Linked DNA regions of Homo sapiens: region 2 is linked to region 1. A link is a loop called in an ENCODE intact Hi-C map of the cell type or tissue named here. Cell type or tissue: PC-3. All regions are shown on one strand. Links, peaks and the distances in the headings refer to the core of each region. The heading gives the core; the rest is flanking DNA.

What was found. Peaks named below come from ENCODE experiments on the same cell type or tissue, not always from the same donor. Only the 100,000 strongest peaks of a DNase experiment are listed, where the experiment ranks them.
Region 2: a loop joins it to region 1, with 4 times the contacts of the local background. A loop is called at or near these places in 5 of 110 quality-filtered maps.

The regions. Positions count from the first base shown.
Region 1 is chr4:86,041,584-86,046,973 of GRCh38, forward strand. The region is part of intron 11 of MAPK10 (mitogen-activated protein kinase 10); the gene reads right to left. Among named protein-coding and RNA genes, the nearest start is that of MAPK10-AS1, 76 kb to the right of the region's middle. In PC-3, for the core only: CTCF peaks have their summits at 2,596 (motif pointing left) and 2,803; no DNase peak of the experiment used is centred there; H3K4me3 peaks cover 362 bases.
Region 2 is chr4:85,823,987-85,829,376 of GRCh38, forward strand. The region is part of intron 3 of ARHGAP24 (Rho GTPase activating protein 24); the gene reads left to right. Among named protein-coding and RNA genes, the nearest start is that of MIR4451, 100 kb to the left of the region's middle. RefSeq lists an enhancer at 2,001-2,543. In PC-3, for the core only: a CTCF peak has its summit at 2,464; a DNase peak (open chromatin) is centred at 3,845; H3K4me3 peaks cover 1,594 bases; H3K27ac peaks cover 2,369 bases.

The DNA of each region.
Region 1 (5,390 bases), core at 180-5,179:
TGACAAAGGTCTAATATCCAGAATCTACCAAATTTACAAGAAAAAAACAAACAACCCCATCAAAAAGTGGGCGAAGGACATGAACAGACACTTCTCAAAAGAAGACATTTATGTGGCCAACAAACATGTGAAAAAAAGCTCATCATCACTGGTCATTGGAGAAGTGCAAATCAAAACCACAGTGAGATACCATCTCATGCCAGTTACAATGGTGATTATTAAAAAGGAAACAACAGATGCTGGCGAGGCTGTGGAGAAACAGGAACGCTTTTACACTGTTGCTGGGAGTGTAAATTAGTTCAGCAATTGTGGAAGACAATGTAGTGATTCCTCAAAGATCTAGAACCAGAAATACCATTTGACCCGGCAATCCCATTACTGGGTATATATCCGAAGGATTCTAAATTATTCTGTTCTAAAGACACATGCACACATATGTTTATTGCAGCACTATATACAATAGCAAATACTTGGAACCAACCCAAATGCCCATCAATGATAGACTGGATAAAGAAAATGTGGCACATATACACCTTGGAATACTATGCAGCAATAAAAAAGAATGAGTTCATGTCCTTTGCAGGGATATGGATGAAGCTAGAAGCCATCATCCTCAGCAAACTAACAACTAGCACAGGAACAAAAAACCAAACACTGCGTGTTCTCACTCATAAGTGAGAGTTGAACAATGAGAACACATGGACACAGGGAGGAGAACATCACACACCAGGACCTGTCAGAGGGTTGGGGGCAAGGGAAGGGAGAGCATTAGGACCATACCTAATGCATGCTGGGCTTAAAACCTAGAAGCTGGGTTGATAGGTGCAGCAAACCACCATGGCACATATTTACCTATGTAACAAACCTGCACGTTCTGCACATGTATCCCAGAACTTAAAGTAAAATTTTAAAAAAAAGTGTTAAGGGATACACAATATAAAAATATGTTAATTGTGACATCAAAAATTTTAAATGTGGGAGGAATGGTGGAGTAAAAGTATAGTTTTTTAAAAATGCAAGCAAAAAGTTGTTATCAGCTTAAAGTAGCTTGTTATAACTATAAGATGTTTTTGTAATTCTCATGGTAACCACAAAGTAAAAATTTATGGTAGAGACAAAAAAGATACAAAGTAGGGAATCAAAGCATACCACCAGAGAAAATTATTTTATCAGAAAAAAAAGACAAAAAAAGAGGGGAAGAAATGAACAAAGAACCTACAAAACAACCAGAAAACAATGAGCTAAATGGCAGTATTAAGTCCTTACCTATTAATAATTACCTTGAATGCAAATTGATTAAATTTTCCAGTCACCTTGGATGTGAAGGGGGCTGAGGGAATAGAAAGAAAAGACTCCAAGGTATCTCATTATCCAGATGAAAACCTGGATAGAAAGTAGTGCCATGAATTGGAAGGAGGAAGCATAGATTTGGTGTAGAGAGGAGATATGGCCAGTTTAATATTTAATATGTTGATTTTGCAATGCCAATTTCAATTCCAGTGACTGTTAGATTTATACATCTGGAACTCAGGCCAGCTCTATGGGACGATGTGTAGAATTGAGCCATTTATGATAATTAAAATTAAGGCTGTGGTGGAAGATAAGACTCCCAGAGAGAAAAGAAATAAGGGCTATAAAGAAAAAATTTCTGAGATGCACAATTCTAAGGGAAGAGAGAACAACCCACATTGAGCAATGGAGGCTGCAGGAGAACAGGTGTGCTGCCACCACAGAAATTAACATGCAGGGGTGCAGAAAGGAAGGTGTTGTCAGCTTATTCAAATGGGCAAATACATGAGATACCCATTTTTTTGGACTTGGCACCTAAGAGGCCACTGGTGAATTTAGAGAAAGCAGTGTCAATGTTTAAAAAGTGAACTGGAGTAATTGTGAGTAAACAAGGACTAATGTTTTATAGAGACTTGGCTATAAAGCTATAAGTCATACTTCCATTGCTAAAGGTAGAAGTGTAGTTAAAAATAAAGGTTTGCTTTGATTCTTTGTTCTTTGAAATGAAAGAGACTAGAACATGTTTATTTGTAAGAAGTAATTGCCACTGGAAACTGAAACATAGGACACACACAGAGAAGGAAGAGACCCACATGCAGAAAACAAAGGCTATAAATAAAAGAGTACAGTGTCCTGGGTTTTCCTGGATCTTGTGTAAATGACTCCATCACAGCATTATCATGTTTTCTTCTCAACATCTTCATCATTCTACTACCATTCGTAGAAAGTGGATTTTCATATATTATCTCATTTAGTCTTTGTGACAAACCTCCTATTCCAAGTATGCAACTGAGGCACACAAAGATTTAAAAATCTATGAGTTAGTAGCAGAGGCCATATTTAAACCCAAATCTAACTGAATACAATGTCTGTGTTCTTTGCATTTTTCCACCCCAGGCTTATAGTTCCTACTAATTCAACCTATTGAAATATATTTTAACGTTTTATTAGGCAAACAAAGCAACAGAGAACAGCAGGGAAAAAGGCGACTTTATCTCTAGCTGACGGGGCTCTTGAAATGCTGTTAATCAGGATTCTAGATACAAATTTCCACGTCCACTCAGAGGGGCGAGAATGTGCAATATATTGTGATGCTGCCACCTTGTGGCAAGAAAAAATGAAAACATTAAGAGGTGCTTTGTGTGCATATTTATCATTTTCAATTAAATTGCTCTAGTTTATGGTTCAGCTACGGCTGCACATTGAAATCATCTGGGAGTTTTAAAAATACTGCTGCCTAGATCCCACCTCAGAGATTCTGATTTAATTGTTCTGGGGTGAGGCCTTGGTGTCAGGATATTTTTAAACTTCCCAAATGATTCTAACATGCAGCAAAGATTAAGACCTCTGCTCTAACCACTTATACAGTAGAGAAGCAAGTCTTGTCATTTGCCTAGTTATGTTTCATTTGTATAGACGCAAAAGAAAACATTCTAGAGAAAGTAGGTGATTTTCTCTCAATCTTTAATGGCATCTAGTTCTTGGTAGAATACAATGATTTCTGGACAGATATATCATATACTATGATTTTAAAGAACAGGACAAAGAAATTTGTGAATTGTAATCAAAGTGGACACAAGATTTGTGTCTCATAATCAAATGCAGTCCGTAGACTAAAGTGAGCAGGGAGAATCTCTGAGCCTCATAATGCGTCACAGGTTTTCTGAAAGGAACAATGGAAAGAGCACTGAAGCACCATTGACTCTGGCACTAGTAAGATGAGTGACCTTGAGCAAGTCACTCAGTTTGCAATGAAAGATTTTCATCTACTGCTTTATTCAAGAGAAACTAGTTCCAAATGTTCAACAAATATCATACCAGGTAATTCAACAAAACTTTCTTAAGTACTTGCAATGCGAAAAGCATGGAATTATAATGTGTTATAAATGGAAAGCACTAATGTTGCTTAGAGACATCATAGCATTAGGTGACCAGAGGAACCTTTGAAAGCTAGTAATGCAAATTTTAATTATGATCTGAACTGAGTGTAATTAGAAAGCTTAATTACATAATGCTCCAGTGGTTTGGCAAAGAAGTTGAATTCAGTTTTCTCTATTTTTCATTCTGTTCTGTAGTTTTCTCAGATTTATTTATTAGCTCTACACCATCAAAAAGTGTAATCATGTCTTGAAAATGAAATTTCTCTTTCCTGCTCCTTGGAAATTAAAATTTTCTATGGTTCTTTAACTGAAAAGTTTCAGTAATTGCACCACCAATCACCCAGTGCCTTGGTCAGGAATCTTTCTTTCTTCATTCGTTCATTTAACACATATTTATTAACCCTCTACCATATGATATTACTCATCTTTGAATTCCACCTCCCTTAAATTCCAAATTTAATTATTTACAATTCATGTCAATTATTAGCTTCTAAACATCTCTTGAATATTCTGCCCATGTCTACAGTGATTTAGATTACTACAGATCTATCCTCCTGCCTTCTAGCTCCCTTTTCTCAACTCCAGTCCCACACTGCAGACAGTGGCCCTTTGAAACTTCAAATCTGCTAATGCTATTGCCCCACTTCCTAGTGAATGGCTTCCCTTCACCCTAGGATAGCATGCATGGTACATGACAATGCTTGGGAACTCCTTCCTTATCTGGTCCCTGCTTACCAGCCCAAAATAATTTCTCACCCTTCTCCATTAAGTCACTCAGAAAGCTTAAAGCTTTGCAATTCTCTCCACCCTCTCTTGACCCTGGGATTTTTGCATATACCCTTTCTTCTGCTTGCCTTTCTTCACTTGGATAATTTCTTTTTTAGCCCTTCATGTTCCTGTTTGAAAATTAATCACTCCAAGCAGCCTTCTGTAACCCACATTACTGGGTTATTTTTATGTGTTTCCAATGTACAATAAGCTTAAAATTTGGAATACGTATCATCAACATTTACTTATTTATCTTCTCACTAGACCATGGGACAAAGAATTGAGAATAAAAGACCTAGGAATCCAACTTACAAGGGATGTGAAGGACCTCTTCAAGGAGAACTACAAACCACTGCTCTCTATTTGTCTGTTATTCGTGTATAAGAATGCTTGTGATTTTTGTACATTGATTTTGTATCCTGAGACTTTGCTGAAGTTGCTTATCAGCTTAAGGAGATTTTGGACTGAGATGATGGGGTTTTCTAAATATGCAATCATGTCATCTGCAAACAGGGACAATTTGACTTCCTGTCTTCCTATTTGAATACGCTTTATTTCTTTCTCTTGCCTGACTGCCCTGGCCAGAACTTCCAATACTATGTTGAATAGGAGTGGTGAGAGAGGGCATCCTTGTCTTGTGCTGGTTTTCAAAGGGAATGTTTCCAGCTTCTGCCCATTCAGTATGATATTTGCTATGGGTTTGTCATAAATAGCTGTTATTATTTTGAGATTTTGGGCTGAGACAATGGGGTTTTCTAGATATACAATTGAAAATCTAGAAGAAATGGAAGCACAGTATATAGTACATAGTAGATATCCAACAAGTATGAACCATTGATGAAGAACAATTATTTGCATTCAAAAATCTACGATATATTAACTCGGAAAAATTGGTCAGGTAAAGAGATGAAATAAATTATGACATGTCTGACATTACTCAAATAATTTTTAAAAAGTAGATTCCAGCTTTTGATATACACATATTAGCCACACAATCATGGGCAATGTGCTTAACATCCATTAACATCCTGAGCTTTAGTGTCTTCAATTCTAAACACAGATACATTCATTCAGCAAATATTGATTATATGACTACTAAGGGCCAGACAGTGTTCTAGGTAGTTGGGATACAGCAGTGCCCCAAAGAGTCACTGTCTCTCTTTTTACGCATCTTAAATTCTAGTTGATGAGACAGATAATAAAAAGAGATATATAATGTCAAACAGTGACACA
Region 2 (5,390 bases), core at 129-5,128, 220 kb before region 1:
AGAAGTACATCTTTCCCATCTAGAAAAATATTACCATCCAGCAAAAAAACACAATTATATTTAGAAATACAGTAAATTATGACTGCTCAGAAGGTGTTTAATTTCATGGTTTTAACTCTATAGCTGTGCCACATTTTCTAGAATAGGTTAAGAGACCTCATACAGATTATCTTTAAACATCTACATAAGATGGTTGCTAAAAGCTTTCACATTTTGGATTACTTTCATTTTTATGCCTAAATGACTTTCAGTGTTTCGACAGTATTTGCTCTTCACAGCTTATAAGTATTATCATTTGGAGTTGTTTCTAAGGCCTAAATAAAAAAGCCACATGGAAGGGAGTGGCAGGGGAAATGTGTTAGAAAAATACTTGTCTTCATTAGTTCACACACTAGAAACAACCCCATCCGACTCATCCATGAACCCAGTACTACCCTAAGTGGAAATACTACAAGGATTTCAGGCCAGACCTTCATGAGTATCTGTGTGAAATGAAACATTGCCTCTAGGAAACATCAGGAAGGTATCATTACTGGGCAAGGTAGCATGAACCAAATAGAAAACCAAAACATCTTATTTATTCTCCTCACTGATTGCAAATGTCGACCAATTCTTCTGGATGCTTTCTTCTTCATACTTTTAAACTTCAGTGCAAGTGTCTTTTCCATATATGATTCTAAAATCCGGATCTTAAAATCCAAGAGGAAAAAAAAACAACATAGAGGTTCAGAGACAAAGGGAGGAAGCAATGTGCTCTTATTTTCTGCCATGGTAATTACACTAGGGCAATACTAGCAGTAGTGTTTGAGAAACTAAATACCCGGCCAGGTTGGTAGCTCATGCCTGTAATCCTAGCACTTTGGGAAGCCAAGATGGTTGGATCACCTCAGGTCAGGAGTTCAAGACCAGCCTTGCCAACATGGAGAAACCCTGTCTCTACTAAAAATATAAAAATTAGCCAGGTGTGATGGCATGTGCCTGTAATCCCAGCTACTAGGGAGGCTGAGGCAAGAGAATCACTTGAACCTGGGAGGCGGAGGTTGCAGTGAGCCAAGATCATGCCACTGCACTCCAGCCTGGGCAACAGAGCAAGACTTCATCTCAAAAAAACGAAACGAAACAAAACAAAAAAAAAGAAAAGAAAAGAAAAGAAATACCTTAGTGGGGCAGTATAATAATTTGAAGAAAGTGCCTAAAACTCTGTTTCCACTTTTATTGTTTTTCAATTGAGATATCTGAATAATTGAAAACTGACTTCAGATAAGATTTAAAACATTTACAGCTGGGAATGACACTTACTTAAAGGGTAGAACACAGACACATACATGTAGCCCTGCAGTTCAGACTCTGCCTCTAGCTTTCCAATAAAATTGGTTGAAAGAACCTGCCAATTTATTAACATCCTCAAACCCAGGAGAAAATTATGGCTACTGTACTATATTCCACACTACAGTTGAAAAAAAGTGTTCTGCTACATCGAAGGTCAAGAGATTGCCTTGCTTCCTTAAGAGCATTGTTAAAGGTCTGATAATTTAAGAAAATTAAGATAAAATAATGCATTATGTGTATGTTACAAAAACCAGAGTAATAGTCTACTATACAGAAAGACTTCTGAACTTGCTTCTTCAATTGAAAAACAAGCAGGACCCAATTTAAAAAATAAGTATTGGCACTAGTAATAAAAACTGATTTTTCCTTTCTGCATCCTGCAATGAATTCATTGTTAAAAAAAATCAAAACTCATTTTTCTAAAAATCTCTGGACTCTTTGTAAAAGTTAACTTTCCTAGTCAATATCCTCAAGAAGTTTTCCGGGTGACTTGTATTCTTGTCTTCCCTATTCTCACTATATAAAAACCACACTTTATTTCCTTTCTTTTTCTGAGAAAGCTGTAAGGTAACTAATTTACTCAGACTATGGAACTCTAGACCATGCAGATCTTGATTGTAATTCTAACTTCACCATTGACCTTTAACAGTGTACAGGTTAATTATGCTTATCTGTAAAATAAGAATAACAGGTATCTCCTAGGATTATTATGAGAGCTAACTGAGATAATATACATAAAGTTCCCAGCTCCCAGCCCTGTGTGTCTCATAAGACGGGTGGCCACATTTTCAGTTCCTTTCCTGTTCTCCACCTGTCTCCCTCCCTCTGTTCCCCGCCCCTCTCCACAACTCGACCTCTAAAAAATGCTTAAGTAATTGTAGAGAAATTAGCATGAATGCCCAGATGCATTTGTTACTGAATAACTCAGCAGTGAACTTGGCATTCCATAGCTAACCTTTCCCCTTCATTAATCCCCTTCTCCATCCCCCTCAAACACAGGAGTACAACAGGATGCCAGGCGAACTATGTAACCAACCATGCACGTGAGCATTTTCTCCCAGAATTTTGACTAGTCTTGTTCTGCCTCAAACACTAGACGGGGCTCATGCTGCTCACAATTAACTGACTCTGGCCATGTGGTGGCTGCCCTCAAGATCTGCCACAAAGAGAACAGCAGTTCAATAAAATCTCGAACTCTATTTATAGCCCACTTGAAACAAGCAGTTTCCTTGAAGCCCAAGAAGCCCTCCTTGAGAATGCAGCAAGTAATTTACTAGTCCCAGTACTCACTGGGGAAATAAGAGGGAGGAAATGCAGCAAGTGCATTTTTTCAAGTACTGCACATATAGAAAGCATTTTGTCCTACACTCTGTCCCATTTCACCCTGATGTCACCAGCCAAGGAAGTAGACAAAACAGGCACTAGTAAGAAATCTCTGTTTTATAGATTACAAAACTGACACCTAGGAGGTTAAATTGCTAATGAACAGTGGTGGTTGGAGAAGGAGGTTAAAAAAATTGTCTAAAGGGTGAGAATAATTTCTTGCTCATGCAATCAATCTAAAATTCAGTTAAGTCATTATTTACCTATTAAAAAATATATACAACTAAGAAGAAATGTTTTGTAAGGCACTTGCAAGATTAAAAATTGTTCCTTCTCCACTTCTAAGAAGATCAAAATATGAGAAATAAAAACTTAGACTCTACAGGGAAATATTTATTAACACGTTTGTATCTATTTATAATATATACATTCAGAGTGATTATATTTTTGGCAAGAAATGCCTTCTTGAAGACCCCCAAAATTAAAGTGTGCATGCATAATCGAGACTGATTTTGAAAGATGATAGGAATTTTTATGAGAAATTTAAATTGATTCTGTCAGCTCTGAAATAAATACATCTTTACTATATTTTAATATGGAAGTTTGCATAATTCCAGTATGTATGCAAAATGCAAGACTTTATTATATGAGTTTATGGGCCAGAAATCATTTTGCTCTTAGAATTAATTTGATTTTGGCAAATACTTCAATTTTCTAAGATCCTTCTTTAAGCCCTGTTACCTGGAAACCTGAAAAAAATAAACAACTTTTGGGCTTGAGAGGGATGTCTGGGCAATTAGAATAGCTACACTGAAGTCTGCCCGTGTGTGTGTGTGTGTGTGTGTGTGTGTGTGTGTGTGTGTGTGTGTGTGTGTGTGTTTAGAGAGAGAGAGAGATTATTGCTTAAACAGTGCCCCTGGGTTGGTTGCTTGGCTTGGTGCCATTTGGGATTCTCAGATTTTATTGTCCCAGCTCTGATTTACGGAGTTCAGAATCTCGAAAGGCAAGGTGTCTGGAGTTTAGGGTCTTTCCATGACAGCCCCTCCTCTTCCCTGTACACTCCTTTTGCTTGTGGTCACCTTGTGGTGACCTTGCAGGACTCAGCGTTTTTACCTGAGCTCAGTAGCTGGGGAGCCCACTAGTGCTGGGGAGCGAGCCGTGGTTTCCATTCCTGGGTGATGGAGTCATGGGAGAAACTGCAGTGAGCAAACACAGTAGGACCTGAGTTGGGCTCGAATGTGCTTTAAGCGACTCAGGACAGAGCAGCTGCTCTGTCTCCCAGCTTGCAAGTGCAGCCTGCATTTGTCACTGACCACTGAAGTGTATGTTTGTGCAAGGTGAGAGCTGGGTGCTTTGTTCTTAATTTGGAGACAAATTGCCAGGTATTGTTGTTGATTGTGTTTAATAATTTGGGGATATTTATATCACCACAAATTCAGGACCTAGACTGTGTGCGGTTTTATTTATACCCTTGTTTTCTGTCATGATCCATTCAGCTCTCCACGGTGTCTACATTGTGGCAACAGATTGGACATAGTGCTGTTCTTCCACGCTGAAATGTGATCGTTATAGTGCAGTGTTTCTTGGATTCTTTCGTTAATCGCTGCTGCCACATGATGTATCTGTTCATATACAGAATTCCAGTGCTAATTTGAAGGAATATAAAAACTGCTTCCGATAAAAATCTAAATTGCTATATTTGTTTAGTGCTTGCTGTGGTGTATTCTTTGCTTTACCCACATTTTAGTGGTTGAAACTTTGAGAGAGTAGAGTGCCTTAGGATTTGATCTGTTGACAAAAGCAGTGGGAGTTTTTTGTGTAATTGCTTGTCAAAATGAAAACAACTACTTGGCCATTTGTGTGTGTCTGCGTGTGTGTTTTTTTTTTTTTAAAAAAAGCCAAAAGAAAACCAAATAATACGTGCTATCTTTTGATGTACTTACAATTAACTTAATCAACCTATAAAGCTTTTGTTATCCGCATATTTGAATTTTGTAACCTTACATTCTGTGTACACAGGACAATACAACTGCTATGTAAGCTTGTAGAAGTACATGGGAACGCAGAGTATTACTCACTATGAGTCTGTTACAATAGGAATTAAAATCATGCTCTTGGGTTAACAGACCTTAATCGTGGGTCAGTTTTGTATGTTGGCTACTTAAGTGAACCCATAAACTATAAAAAGGAGATACTTTTTAAATATCTAAATAAATATATAGGAGGTTTGTATTTCTGAGACTCGTATTTGAGAAAAGGGAAAAGTATAGGAATTTGGTACTGTGTAAGTAGAAGAAGAAAAAGAATATCAGATTTTAAAATGAAAAAGAAGATAATACATTGAAATGAGGAATAATTATGAGGGAATACCAAAAAATTACTCTAACTGCTCAAATTTTTATGTCTAATGAAAGAACAATAGCATACTTAAAAAATTTAGAGTCAGCAGAAATGAAGCCAAGAACAAGAATTCTTAATAAAACATGTCAACCTGTGGAATGTACTTGTCAGTTTTAATTAATTTGGATTCTGTTGCTGAGATTAATAAAATGAGAAGGAAAAAAGGAAATTTAAATTTTTTATTTAAAATTGATATCCATTTTGATAGACTTTAAAAACTAATGAAGTAAAATAAATTTTATTAAAAGGCAGTGAACATTAAAATTATTCAAAACAATTAACAAAGAACATATAATATTAAAATTATCTGTCCCACTTTTAAAGTATGTCAGTTTTGA